Regions from separate parts of the Mus musculus genome. Here region 1 is linked to region 2. The links are chromatin contacts, found by Hi-C or POLR2A ChIA-PET in ENCODE. All regions are on one chromosome and are shown on one strand. Each heading gives the region's core, a stretch centred on a gene start or an enhancer-like site at or near the end of the contact. The rest is flanking DNA. Distances are from core to core; before and after follow the strand shown. Region 1 has its middle 17 kb from the start of Gm35533. Region 2 holds the start of Dusp6 (dual specificity phosphatase 6).

Region 1 (6,580 bases), core at 3,190-5,689, 900 kb before region 2:
GGATCAACCCCAGCATTTAAAGACTGTGGTCTAGCATTAAATTTCTTATGACTTCCCAGCTAAGAATATACATCAATTGCAGGAGAAAGAGCTGTATTCACTTTAAGGGAATAAAAATCTAGAAGCTGACAAGTACGAAAATCTTAAAACAATTAAAATAAGATTTAAACAGAACGAAACAAGACAAAGCAGTCTCGAAACTGGGCAACTGAGTAGACTCAATGGCTAAAGTCCTGCAGTGGTGGAGCACGTCTTTAATCCCAGCATTGGGAGGCAGAGGCAGGCTGATTTCTGAGTTCGAGGCCAGCCTGGTCTGCAGAGTGAGTTCCAGGGCAGTCAGGGCTACACAGAGAAACCACCACCACCACTACCACCACCACCAACAATAAGCCCTTGTCATACAAACCCAATGACCTTAGTTCAATACCTAGATCTAATGTGAAGGTAGAAGAGCTGACTCCACCGAGGAGTTGTATTCTGATATCCCCACATGTGCTTTGAAACACACATTACCTCCACATGCATCCACACACATTCACACACACCCAACACAACAACAATACATTGTTTAAAAATTAAAATTCTGGAAACACAAGGTCGGAAAGATGGCTGCTCGGGGGCTAGAAAAAGCTGCTACTCTTGCAGGGCACCAGGGTTCTAGTCTCAGCATTCCATGGTTGCTCACACCCCTAACTAAAGTTCTAAGGGATCCAGGGCCCTCTTCTGGACTCCACAAGTTCCAAGCACACACATGGTATACAAACATACCAATAACAGTAAAACAATTTTTAAAACTTATAGAAACACATACAATTTTAAATTGATGCATACATAAGCAGTACGCAAGAATTCTGAAGATTTAGGGTTTTTTTTTTATTTTTTGTTAGTGCAAATGCAGCATGTGATACAGTGATAATAATGTCTTTGTCATTACTTATAAAGGAACATTAAATGCTCCAAATTTCTTAGCACGTTTTTTGAGATCACAGTGTTGATGGATAAACCAATCAACAGTTTCAAAAATACTGAAAATTAATAGCACTTATACCGAAGAGCTAATTCTCTAGTGTTAGCATTTTGTCAAAGCTCTGCTCCACAGTTACCTGACAATAGTCAGATGTGCCTGGCTCACTATAAAAGGGGCTGCTTGCCCCTCCTCTCTCTGTTGCTCCTCTCTTGGTCTTGCTCTTCCCCTTCCTGCTCCTGCCCTCTCCCCATTCCCTCACCACCCTCTCTCTCCATGTACTCATGATCTGCCTCTACTCCTCTACTCTCTCTGCCTTTCTGTCTCTACTGCCCTCTCAACTCCCCTCCCCATTCTCTAAATAAACTCTATTCTATACTGTGCCATCCTGTGGCTGGTTCCCGCAGAGGCACCCCCTTCCCCCACACCTGACTACAGATACATCAAACATATTCTTTCTCTCCTTATCTTTTTATAAAACACGAAATCTAGTGTTCAAAATAACATCAAACCTAACATAAATAAGCACATCCATATACTATTATCAATATAGAAGACTTGGAATAAGGAATATACTGGAGTCAGAATGAGATGTCCAAAATTTATTAAGCTAATCTTGGGAGCAGTCCATTGTAAAAAGTGCTGTAAGTGTTTGGTTTCCAACCCTGGGACAAGGGACTAAATACCAAAGCAGACCTGGCCTCCAGATTCTCCAAGCATGCCTCAGTCCCTGCCTGGCATTTGCTGCTCTCCAACCTTAAACTTTTCAGTGATGGGCTAGGCTGCCTTTTCCTCAGAGGCTCCTCCCTATATAACTCAACCATTTTGGGAGCTCTCTGTCTCTGTCCCTCTCTCTGTCTCTGTCTCTGTCTCTCTCTCCCTCTCTCTCTCCTTTCCCTGTCTCTCCCTCTTAATTCCCCTCTCTCTCCCTTCTCCCCTTTTCTGCCTCTTGTCTCTGTGTGTGCCATCAGCCTTACCCCCACCCCCATGGTGACTTCCCTTGGTCTCCCACCTTGAGGCCAGTGAATTTGCCTGAGAGCAGCTCCCCAATAAACCTGCCTTTGATACAATCTAATCTGGCTTGAATTGTCTTATTTCACTGGCAGCGGAGAAACAGCCTATCAGTATGGAATTAAAATAACACATAGAGACTTGTAATACATTTTAGAGGAATAAATTAACATGTAAGACATATTTGAAAAATAAATACCAAATAATGCAAATGTTTCTCTTGTAACTAGTAAACTCATCTTCCAACTCCAAAATTTAAAACTGTTGTCGTTTGCTGACACTAAAAATGTCACAGGCTTTTCTTAGCTTGCTCATTTTGTTTTTGATATGGGATCCTCTAATTTTGCCCTGGCAGGCCTGCTACTTGATAGAAAGACCAGGCTGGCCTTGAAGTCGTAGAGATCTGCTTTTGCTTAGGGAGTGTGGAGATTATAGTGACGCCAGTAATTATCATAAGGAACACACAAAATCAGAGTTTATCTCTATTAAGGTAAAGCTGAAAAGCTACTTTTTTCCTGTCTTGGCCTTTGGAGAATTGACTTTTTGTATTTGACCATGTTCATCTTGCAGGTATCTATGGCTAAGGGGCACTTTAAATATTTAAATATTTATATGCATATGTACATGTATGGTTCTATGTGTATTTTATTGTGTCAATTCATAAATAATCATTATGTTGTCACAGCAGATGCTGTGAATTGTACCAATCTTTTTTTCATAATCAACGAGAAAGGCAGGGCTCTAGCTACACAGTCAGCAGCATCTTTGGTTTGGTGTGGTCTGTATTCTCATCTGTCTTTGAACTCCCTGACTCACAATGTTTGTGTTGGAAAGCCTACATCATACTTTCCCGCTTTGCTTTAAAAGTTTCTATACATTTTTTTTCTAGGTATAGCTTCTAAGGCCTCTGTCATCGTCAACTAATTTTAGTGTAGTCTCTGCTTTGCTCCTAGAATTTTATTAAATGCAGGAGGCCCCAGTTTCTACATACAGCGACCAGCTCTAGAGTCTTCAGGGCTGTAGCTCAAATCTAGCTCCCTCTGACTGATAGCTTTGTTCTTTCTCCAAGGTCCTTGCTCACGTTATTTTTCTTTGCTGCTGTAGCAACTAGGAAATGACATTCATTAAAAATATTTAGTGTGAAGCAGAGAATGGAGGAATGACCATCCAGAGACTGCCCCACGTGGGGATCCATCCCATAAACAACCACCAAAACCACACTATTGTGGTTGCCAACAAGAGCTTGCTGACAGGAACCTGATACAGCTGTCTCCTGAGAAGCTCTGCCAGTGCCTGACTCATGGCTCTAACTGTATATGTAGCAGAGGATGGCCTAGTTGGTCATCAATAGGTGGAGAGGCCCTTGGTCCTGAGTAGGCTCTATGCCCCAGTATGGGGGAATGCCAGGGCCAGGAAGCAGGAGTGGATGGGTTGGTGAGCAGGGGGAGGGGGAAAGGGATAGGGGATTTTTCAGAGGGGAAACAAGGAAAAGGGATAACATTTGAAATGGAAATAAAGAAAATATCTAATAAAAAAAAAAGAAAAAATATTTAGTATGTCTTTTTTTTTTTTTTTTGAAACAACAAAAACCATTTTTCGCCCTGGGTAAAACAGATTGAGGAGAAAAATACATCCAGCATGAACATAAAGTATATATCACACATCACAAAAGGATCCAGCTGGAAAATGCTTCGAGACACCACTTACTTTATTAAAATTGCAAGACGATGAAAATGGAAGCTTTTACATGTCTCCTTTCCTGTCAGAGCACGTGACCCCAGAGGAATGCCTGACATGGAAGGCAAGTAGCTTTCCTTGCTGGGTTTAGCTTCTGCTTTTGTTTGGTTTGGTTTGGCTTGGCTTGGTTATTGATTTACTTTTGTATTAAGAAGTTTCGCTATATTTTAGAACTAGGAATTTACATGGTGGACAGAAGTCAGCCTGGTTTGAGAGAAGGGATTGCGAGCTGGCAGGCCATTCAGCACTCACGGAAGGACAATGGTCAGGCACCAGTCTGCGGTCTGCGAGCACTTGAAGTATTGTGCTGAAAATAGAAGCAGGAAGGAACTAACTCTCTCCAATGTTCACTAAGCCGAGCAGCACAGGGCACACAGAGCCCACACAGCTTCTCTACCCTACACCCACGACCCTCCCAGCTTTTCTTTTGCTACAGTGCCTTTCTCACAAGAAGAAAGAAATGTGCATCGCTCACTTTCACAACTCTGTTGGGTCTGGGAAACACACATGTTACCCAGACCAACCTGATGAAATCAGAAGAGAAGTTCTTGCGCCTTCTGGGAAGAATTTCTTCCTCACGAAAGACATGCAAAGATAAATGCCCCCTCCCCCGTTTTGCAGGTTTCCAGATACGATATGATACCTGGGGCTCCAGCAGCACAGAATCGCACACACTGACCCGCCCAGATCTAGCAGCTGCTGAGAGACTCTCTAATCACTGCAGTTCCTGGTCTTGAAATCAAATAAGCATCTAGAGTGGAAGTTGTTTTCAGCTGAGTGTGCTGTTTCTGGAAGTCATGTCCATCCTAGCTGAACATCCTTGGGACAGGCACCACAGTATACCACGGTCATCTTGCTAGCCAAGCATTTTTAGAGAAAGATAACTTTGGCTCAGAAAGATTTGTCCAGAGTCTCCAAAGCTCTGGGAGAAAAGATGTCATGATTAGACTCTGGCTGTGCACCTGGGTATCTCCGGTCTTCTTTGCTTCGCACCACTCCATCCCTGACCTATTATTTAGACTGGAACAGTAGAGGCAGGGATATCTTTGTTCCGAGACTATGGAAGGCACTAGAAGAGATAAGAATTGGCAAAATAATAATAATGATGATAATAATAATAATAATAATAATAATAATAATAATAGGTGTATGACTTTAAAAATGAGACATGTTACATACAATTCTTTTAGAGTTACAATTATAATTAACTATGGGTAACAATGAACCCACTTACAAATAACTATGGGTTATGAATCTTCAGTAAGGATCTCTTTCCCAGTTCTCTTTTCCTTAGTTAACTGAAAGTCCAACAACTTAACTGGAATGGTTTTCAAATCTACCTCTGGCAAACCTTTCCAAGTCTTCTCATTTGAAAAAATACAAAAACACACACACGGAACATAGTTAAAGCAGGAAAGAACTGAGGAAGCACAGCAGAACATCTAGCGTCCATCCCCTTGTAAACCTTACCTGAGAACTCAGAGGGAATTAGTGCAACATTTTATGAGGCCCTCGGGCAGGTGGAGCTGGCTGTTGCTGGAGCAATGGATGGAACCTTTCTGTAGAAATGATTTAGGAAGGTCAAGGATTCTCTTCCTGGGTTCCCCTTCCCTCTACTTGAAGGAAAGAACCATTGTCATTAAATCCTGATCTCCGTCCCCTCTTGTCTGAATGAGCCTTATCTTTGCTACATAGGATTCCCTCTTTGGGAGTTTCTCTCTCTCCCTCTTTCTTTTTATATCAGTAATATCCTCCGGGACAACTAACATAATGTTCATTGTTGATGATTCAAAGTTGAGTCACTAGAGCATGCACAAGTTCAAAATAATAAATTTTCAAAGCTCAAATCCAGGCAAATAACATCTGTGTAGAAATGTTGGCCAAAGTCAGATGGCACCAAAATGAGATAAAATTATACCACATGGAGTCTGCCTTCTATGCCAGCCAGCCATCAGGGCAGGCCATTTGTCTGGTAACCCTAAAATCTGGAATGTGAAAAGGAAATTATTACGGTACACACCCAAGTAGGAAATAAACTTCTGGGAATCATTGGCGTAAGAAAGACTACATAATAGTGTGTAAAGGGTTCAGCCAGTTACAGTTGCTTTCCTAAACATACCTTGATAGAGTAAGCATCCACTGTGGGGAAAAAAAATAAGTGAATCCATTTATCCTTCACTATTTCTGGTCCAAGCTACAAATCCTGGTGGATTAGCCTTATGGCCCACACCTGCCTTCTCGGTCTCTTCTCACACTAACAGCTCAGGCTGTCCTTCCAAGCACCAAACTAAAGAAGCACTCCTGCTCAGAATTCCCCAGTAGTTCTCATGATCACTAAAAGCAAATGTCCTAAGGTTTTATTTCTCTGAGAAGACACCGTGACCACAGCAACTCTTATAGAGGAAAGCATTTAATTGGGGCCTGTTTACAGTGTAGAGGTTTAATGCATTATCATCATGGCAGGAAGCATAGTGACCTGCAGGCAGACACGGTGTTTGAGGGTAGCTAAGAGTTCCACATCTTGAGCTTCTGAGACCTCAAAGCATGCTTCCACAGTGACACACTTCCACAAGGCCACACCTACTCCACCCTTCTAATAGTGCCACTACCTCTGGGCCTATGGGGCCATTTTCTTTCAAACTACCATAATCATAGTTATGAAATTATTTTTGAAGCTCTTCATTTTTCTTCCCTTTTACCTTTTATACTCATCTAATTGTCTCACAAGCCCCTCCAGCCAAAACAATGGTCTCTTGTCAGAAAACCCCACAACACACAGTCTGCTTACACACCGTTGCTCAAATGCATGATCTTAGTAGGATCCTAGAGTCACTCTATTTAAATTTCAAATCTTCCAGTGCCCAAACA
Region 2 (7,406 bases), core at 4,652-7,151:
TTTATTGGAAACCTTTTCCCCCCCTTTTCACAGCTTGAGCCGCTCGAAGGCTGTAAGCTCCCCTTGCCTGCAATCACTCAGACACTTGCTGAATGGGCCAGCCTCAATTATGTTCCCTCCACAGGTTCAGCTCACACTGTGACCCTGCACGGCTTCCTGCTATTCATATGTGTTACTTCCCCTTTGTGGTAATGGCTTGTGGCACTTGGCCAGAAAACATTATTAATTTCAGAAGTGGACTGACAAAACAACAAACGCACAGTGGAACAAGAGGAAGTGCTGCGGAGGCCAGCTGTCCGGGTTGAGCCCAGCGGTAGGAACTCGGGTGGATGCAAGTTCTGGAAGGAACAGAGATGATCCACGAAGAGGGAGACACACTCAAATTACCCGCACCCCAGCCCCCTTTAATATAAAAAAAAAAAGAAATGAGAGAGAAGAAATCAGAGAAAAGGAAAGAAAGCAGTCAGCTACTTGAGCTGCAGCGAGACAGCAACCACTGCTTGCAAATGCCAGGAGCCAGGACCGGAAACTCTTCAGAACCGGAAACTCTTCAGAACCCGGATGAACGGGAGCCAAGTTGAACTGCGGTCCATTTCTGCTTTGTGTTCCTGCTGACTTGGGACACCCAAATAGAGCCTGGCTTGATTATTTTTCTGGTTCCCCCCCCCCACCCCCACCCCCTTGGAGTTAGTCGCTTAAAAAAAGTCACTCCCAGAAGACAAGTTGACACAACTGCTTGTCGAATGAAAATCCACTTGCCAACTACACGTAGACTGTCAGGTAGCACAAGAGTCATCTCCCATGATGCTGGGCTGAAAAGCATCTTTTTTTCCCACTTCAAAATGATGGAGCTCAGGCGTGATATCCCAAAACACATCCTAGCACTTCTGGTACTAATGCATGCCTCCTCCTCTTAATTTAGTGTGCCTACTTCTGAGCTCAGAAAAAGGCCTTCAGAAGAATAAGAGGATGCCTAAGCCTTTGGCTCAGAGGAAAACTTAAAAACCATCTATAACTAAGATTCAATGGTGGTTCTGGCCTACGTCCTAAAATAGCTAAGCACAAAAGCAGACTTAAATTGGCAACAAAAGATTTCACCCAGCAGAGTGAACATTCAAACATAAAAACCACATGCAAGTCCATGAGAAAGCCAACATACCATTACAATGTCCTGAGAATCAAAGAGAGAAAGGGACCCAGGATAGCTCATGCTAGGATCATTCTGGTCAGAACTAGACATCCTGGAAAAAATTATTCTACTTCCTTCCTGGCATGCCCAAGGATTATGGAGTGGAGGACTCTGGAAGACAGAGGTTAACATGTGGCTGCCATTATCCTGGGACAGCCTTCTGGGGGCCATGCCATTTGTGAATATCCAAACTTTATATTTCAACAATGTTTATACTGTGGGCTTCACTTCTCCGGGAAGGGTTTAAATAAAAAAAAATCTTAATGAAGCCTGAAGGCTTATCTGTATTGCAAGAAGTGGTCAGTCTACCCTATGAGGTCTTAACTTGAAACAAAATTTCAGACCTCATCTGAAAGACATGAGTAGTATAACCTTGCTACCCCTACCAGCTCTGCCAATCACCCCTTAAGTGTGTAACTTCATAGACTGAGACACTTAAAAATAAAAACACGCTCAATAGCCAAAATAGTTATTTATTAATAATTTAAGGTTTTACATTCTTATAATAAATTCCAGCTCAAAACTTTACACCACGAACATCATGGAGCAAGTTAATTCTCCCTTCCTCTCAACCTGTTGCATCCACCAAATGGGCGCTCATACTCGCACACATACACACACTTCCAGTTTCGTATTTTTTTTTAAAAGGAAAGAAACCAACCCAAAGTATTGCATTTGAGGTGACACTCCCTGAAGAATTTTGTACAGAGGTAATATGCTGTTTAGCACAGCTGAAGTTATTTAAAAAAAAAAAAAAAAGTGAACCCACAATTTTGGTGTCTTTCCAAAATACCCCTTGAGACACTGTAAGCCAAATATTTACAAAGGTAAGGCAGAGTCAAAACTACATTAAGAGGAAAAAAAAAGTTACAAGGAAGATATATGAAAGAGACTGAAGACCTCATCATAACAAAGTCTTAGTGATAATAATATCCACGAAAATGCCGTCAGAATTGGTACATCAAGGTCAAGCATGCTGCAAATATACCCTTTGGATTAAAAAGAACATTTTTTTCCTTATACTTTTGTTCTAAGAAGTGGCATACTGCTCTTTCTCTCTTTGGATCTCTTTTAAGCCCAAAGATAAAAAACAAATACAAGCCAAACAAACACTGTCAAGTGATTGAAGATCAAATATTTACAATAATCAGATAAAAGTATCAGGTTTTAATTTTTTTTGTCTTCTAAACCGATACCGCAAATACAGAGCTAAAAATCTCTTTGGCTCCACTATACCCAAAGTTGAATCAGTCTTCACTGAAGACAATATATATAGTTAGTTCCAGATGCAACAGGAAACAGCCATACAAGGCCTTAAAGAACAGATGCTCCTGTCCCTATTCCTATGCTACCCTCTATCTGGATGGATGTCCAGTCCCTGCTTGGGTAGGCTGGGGTACAGAAGCAAACCTATTGCTGGATCTAGAGACAGCATGTCCTGTCCTTCCAAAAAAACAATGAATGGAGCAAATCTCTCCCTCCGTAATAACCAATTTTGCACTTGGCAACCTTGTCTAACACAGACAGCTGGTGACACTTTTGACACCCGGGGCCACACACAGAAAGAAAGCAGCCTGGTCGATGCTGCTCAAGAGGAACTGAAGGAATGGGGACAACTCCCGGCTAGGAGAGGTGGGTGCCTTTCACGTAGACTGCAGGGAGTCCACCTGGTAGACGTTCTGGTTGGAGGGCGTGGTGAAGTACAGCTGCGGAGTGGGGACACGGTTGTCACAAGGGCTGCTCAGTCCCAGGGTCCTTTCGAAGTCAAGCAGCTGGCCCATGAAGTTGAAGTTGGGGGAGATGTTGGACTTCTTCATCTTAACAATGTCGTAAGCATCGTTCATGGACAGGTTGAGCTTCTGCATGAGGTACGCCACTGTCACGGTGACAGAGCGGCTGATACCTGCCAAGCAATGCACCAGGACACCACAGTTTTTGCCTCGGGCTTCATCTGCGGGAACACACACAAAAAAAGGCAAGAGTTCACTAGACTGGAAAAAAAAAAAGGAACCAAGCCTTTGCAAAATGCTTAGCCTGAAGTCTGAATTCAGAAGGAATAGTAAACAACAATTATATGTGGCAACTAAGCCCCCGAAGGCACCAGAAAATGTATAACGGGAGATAAACATGCACACTGAACACAATCACATATTTCAGATTATTTCCTGTAAAGGGAGCTTTTGTAGTAAGTTTCTAACAACAAAAAAACTCCTTAATGTGTGTACATTCCTTGCCTCAACTTGTGAATACCAGAAACCCTGCAATCCGGTCCTGAATGCCTCTCATACAGACCAAGCAGACTGCAAGGGTCTATTAAATTATTCTCCCAACTGTTGTGCAGCTAACAATGGGGGTATTCAGGCATTTTAAAAGAGAGAGGGAAGTCACAGGGGACAGCCCATTAGAAGGAACAGGATGTCTACATGGCCTGAAAATGAGTTCCTTTGTAATAGGAAATGCACTACAATGCCTGGAGCTTCGCTTCTCTTAGGCTCTCAGCCCACAGTCCTTCCTGCGGGGGATCAGGTTACCCAGAGGCTCACAGTAACCAGTACCCTGCAGTATCACTCAGCTAGGTAACAGCTAGTATTCAAACTGCTTTCCAACAACTAACTTGGGTGTCCTAAAATAACTCCTAGATATATTTTTTTAATTATAATGCAATACTAGAATTCTTGTCTGCAAGTGAGTGCTTTTAACTCACTCTCCTCTCACATCCTGTCGTCTAGAGATAAGGAAAACATGGCTGATTGGAACAGCCTCCTTTTAAAAGTATGAATTAAATGGCTCAAATAGTCCCCCGATCTGCTACGTCAACGGGCCCTGTTTTCCCTTTAAGCAAGAAGGTAAACAAGAATTAACACTCTTAAAGACAGTAGAAGACCTGCAGTCCAGCAAAACAGCCTGCAGGAAAACAGATTAAGATCTTCAACTCTATGAATGACTGTAAATTAGTCTCACCTATGAAAGAAATGGCCTCAGGGAAAAACTGGGACAGGTTTTGGCTCCAGTGATCCGAGATAGGAATTTGCTTGTATTTGAACTCGCCCGCATTCTCAAACAGATTGGGCAAATTGGGGGTGACATTCAAGATGTACTTGATGCCAAACTCTTCCAACACGTCCAAGTTGGTCGAGTCCTTGGCACAGCCCAGGTAAAGGAAGGGCAAAATCTCCACCGGGAAGGAAGGCTGGCTGTTGGACAGCGGGCTGCCATCAGAGTCCGTTGCACTATTGGGGTCTCGGTCAAGGTCAGACTCAATGTCCGAGGAAGAGTCCGAGCTGATCCGCAGGCCCCCGAGCCCCAGCACTGGCAAAGGCGGGGAACTGCTGCTGCACGAGCCGTCTAGATTGGTCTCGCAGTGCAGGGCGAACTCGGCCTGGAACTTACTGAAGCCACCTGCCAGAAACAAGAAAAGCAATCTTGTAACCGGAGAAGCTGTAGTAATTTACAGCTAGTGAGAAGCACAAAGAACACTATGGACAGGCACCCTAGGAACCCCCGGCAGTGGTAGAAGCACGCTTCAATGCGCACCTTTAGGAACACTACCCGCTGCTTACCCTGGGAACACTTATTCTCCTGAATCTGGAAATGCACAAGATTACTTTTCTTAATATTTCGAGGAGCTGCGAGGTGCCAAGCTGCACCCTGAACTACGTTTCCAGCTCTTGTGAACCTTAATCCTACACCTACCCAAAGAAAGGTGCCTGATTAACCCTTGAAGGAGAAGCTACCACGGTGGCCCAGCTAGCTCCCCTAAGCGCAATGCAAGCGGCGATCGCTACCTCGCTAACATTTTCCCCAGCCTGCAGTCCCAGCCCGGAGCCCTGCACCCGGGGCGCACAACATACCTTCCAGGTAGAACGCCCGGCAGCCCTCGTCTTTGAGTTTCTTGAGCAGCAGCCCGAGGACCGACTCTCCACCAGTGTTCTCATTCCAGTCGCTGCTATTCTCGTCGTACAGCACCACGGTGTCGGTGCCGCAGCGCCTGGTAAAGCGGTCCCGGTCCTCGCAGCGCGTGAAGAGCGCACGCACGGGCAGGTTGCCCTTCTGCAGACGCCGCAGCATGATGCCGGGGATGGCCACATTAATGGCAGATTCGATGTGTGACGACTCGTACAGCTCCTGTGGTCGGCAGTCCATCAGCAGAAGCCGTTCGTTGCCCAGCTCCAGCTGCTCGTTGAGCCACGACACCGTCTTGCAGATCGCCATTTCCGACGCGAAGGGCACGGGTCTGAGCGTATCTATCATGGGGGTCGAGCTGCAGGAGAAGGCGGGGTGCCTAGCAGACGCCCCTCGAGGCAGGCATAGGCCGAGCACGCTGCGCGAAGCTCCCGCTCTCGGAGCGGGGTTTGATTCCGCCTCGCCTTTCCCAAGCCGAGGCTAGCGGTTAGGGAAAGCGACACAGAAGTCAAGTCGGTGGTCCCTCTGCACCAGATCACTCTCCGAGTCAATGAATCTCTCTCTCTGAATGAAGGTGCCCAGTTTTGTTCCTACCCAGTGAATGAAATCCAATTAATTCGGACTCCGTGCCACTGAGAGGAGAAAAAGGGAAAAGAAAAAAAGTCTAGCGGCTCTTAATCCTTCCCTCTGAGGCTGCACCTCGGATCCAACCCGGTGTTTCTCGCCGGATTATTCAAGACTGGGTTTGCTCACAGTCCCTAGGACTCCGCGAGAGCACACCCCCTGTGCGAGGCAGCTCCTCAATGGATACAAACAGCCAGCGTCTCAATGGATACATTCTCTCGGTCAGCCAATGAGCGCGCTGCGGAAGGGGCTGTTGCCGTGGGGACGGGCCGGCTGGAACAGGTTGTGTTGATGAATTGTTAATGAGTTTGTCATTCACAAAAACGGAAAGGAATTTCCGCTCCGGATAAGCCCCAGTGCAAACAAGCTGCAACTGCGGGCTCGGCGGGAGGAAGGAGAAAGAAGAGGAGGCGGCGGTGGAGGAGGAGCAGGGCACATAAACCAGGGCACTAAAGTTGTCTCGTGTTTCCTTCTGTTTAGAGTTCACACTTCGCGTCTAACTCTTGCGCACCAGTAGTGCAATTAGCAAGCACAAAAGCCCTTATTCGCGACGCTTACAATCTTAAGTTAGCCTTAATAAAACTTGAGGGGTTTTCCCCCTTTTTAATTCTCTTTAACGCTAGATCCAAGCCCGCCATAGCGCCGCCCCTGCTCCCCCACCCCCAACCCGGTCCTCCTTTAGATCGTGTGTGGCATTTGTTTGGCTCTTTTAAAAGTCTAGTTCTGTTTGTTCTAATGTCCTTTTAGGCGAGGCTGTGTTGGGACTGGTGGACTGCCTGGGCTTTAGCGACCCAACGAAGTGTTAAATGCTAATCCAACATCTCTAGAAACAAACTAGTGTTTTGTTGAAACATTTTAAAGCAACTAAGCAAACAAGCGTTTGGTTGTCCAGAAAACCAGAAGCGCCCCAACCCCGGGCTTTCTCAACTTTCTTGGCGGCAGCGGAGGGGGGGGGGCGGGTGGTGTAAGCACCCAAAACCTTGTCAGCTATCCCTGCACTTTTCTTCTGCTCCGGTGAAGTGGGGGCATTCTGAGCCATTGTTCCGGAGATCTTGCTCCCCACCACCATCACCGGTCACCCATCGAGCCTGGGGAGTCGAGCTCCTTTAACGATCTGGAGCCAAGAGCAGAGTTTGGTTTCTAAGAGGAACCGGTCTGGCAAGGCAGCCTAGGTTAGGTGCCTGGGACGACAGGCCTCACCAACGTTTCCTGCACCCCGGAGACCTGCAAGCCTGCGGGAACTCAAGCGTAAACAGTGGCGGTTGTGGACAGAGGCCGGTCCCCTATCCTTTCTAGGCTGCAGCGGTCCCCGGGCCCCGCAAGGAGCACGCTAGCAGCTCCAAACGCGCTTGCGCGCTGCGCTTTGGCCGCAGCATTGCTGCTCTGGGGGATGGGGGGGGGGGGGCAGGACACGCGACGACCCCGTGATCGCTTGTAAGGCCGTCGCGGAACCGTCGCCTAGTGAGAGACCTGGAGCGGAAAAGGAGCCAGAGGTGTCCCTGTCTGGACCCCATGGTTCCAGAGTTAGGGTTGGGAAGTCTCATGGGCACCACCCGCAGGCAACTCAGGACGGAGGCGGCACCGGAGCCGGATGGAGGCGTGGCCGGCGGGGGCCGCGACGGCGACAAGAGCGCATCCCCGGCGCGCTCGGTTCTATTGTTATATAAAAGTGCAGAGGCCGCCCCTCCCG

The links. A loop is a pair of places that touch in the nucleus more often than their neighbours do. ChIA-PET counts read pairs that join two places held with the same protein, here RNA polymerase II (POLR2A).
Region 1: a map of heart shows a loop between it and region 2 (2.9-fold over the local background). The contact joins the enhancer-like site here to the promoter of Dusp6 in region 2. A Hi-C loop is called at or near these places in 1 of 37 maps with a recorded cell type or tissue (heart). POLR2A ChIA-PET finds 5 or more read pairs at or near these places in 1 of 5 experiments (Patski).

The regions. Positions count from the first base shown.
Region 1 is chr10:100,157,855-100,164,434 of GRCm38, reverse strand. No RefSeq gene overlaps it. Among named protein-coding and RNA genes, the nearest start is that of Gm35533, 17 kb to the right of the region's middle. Within about 2 kb of position 4,439, at least 1 of the 3 ENCODE cell types and tissues checked has a DNase peak (open chromatin) inside an H3K27ac peak, as active enhancers do; it is heart, where a contact is called at or near this core.
Region 2 is chr10:99,261,726-99,269,131 of GRCm38, reverse strand. Dusp6 (dual specificity phosphatase 6) reads right to left here and starts at 5,901. Exons shown (of 3, transcript NM_026268.3): 1 at 5,041-5,901; 2 at 4,151-4,588; 3 at 1,643-3,140. The coding sequence starts at 5,440. The coding sequence ends at 2,833. Gm34921 (a long non-coding RNA gene) reads left to right here. Exons shown (of 2, transcript XR_380738.4): 2 at 125-2,268.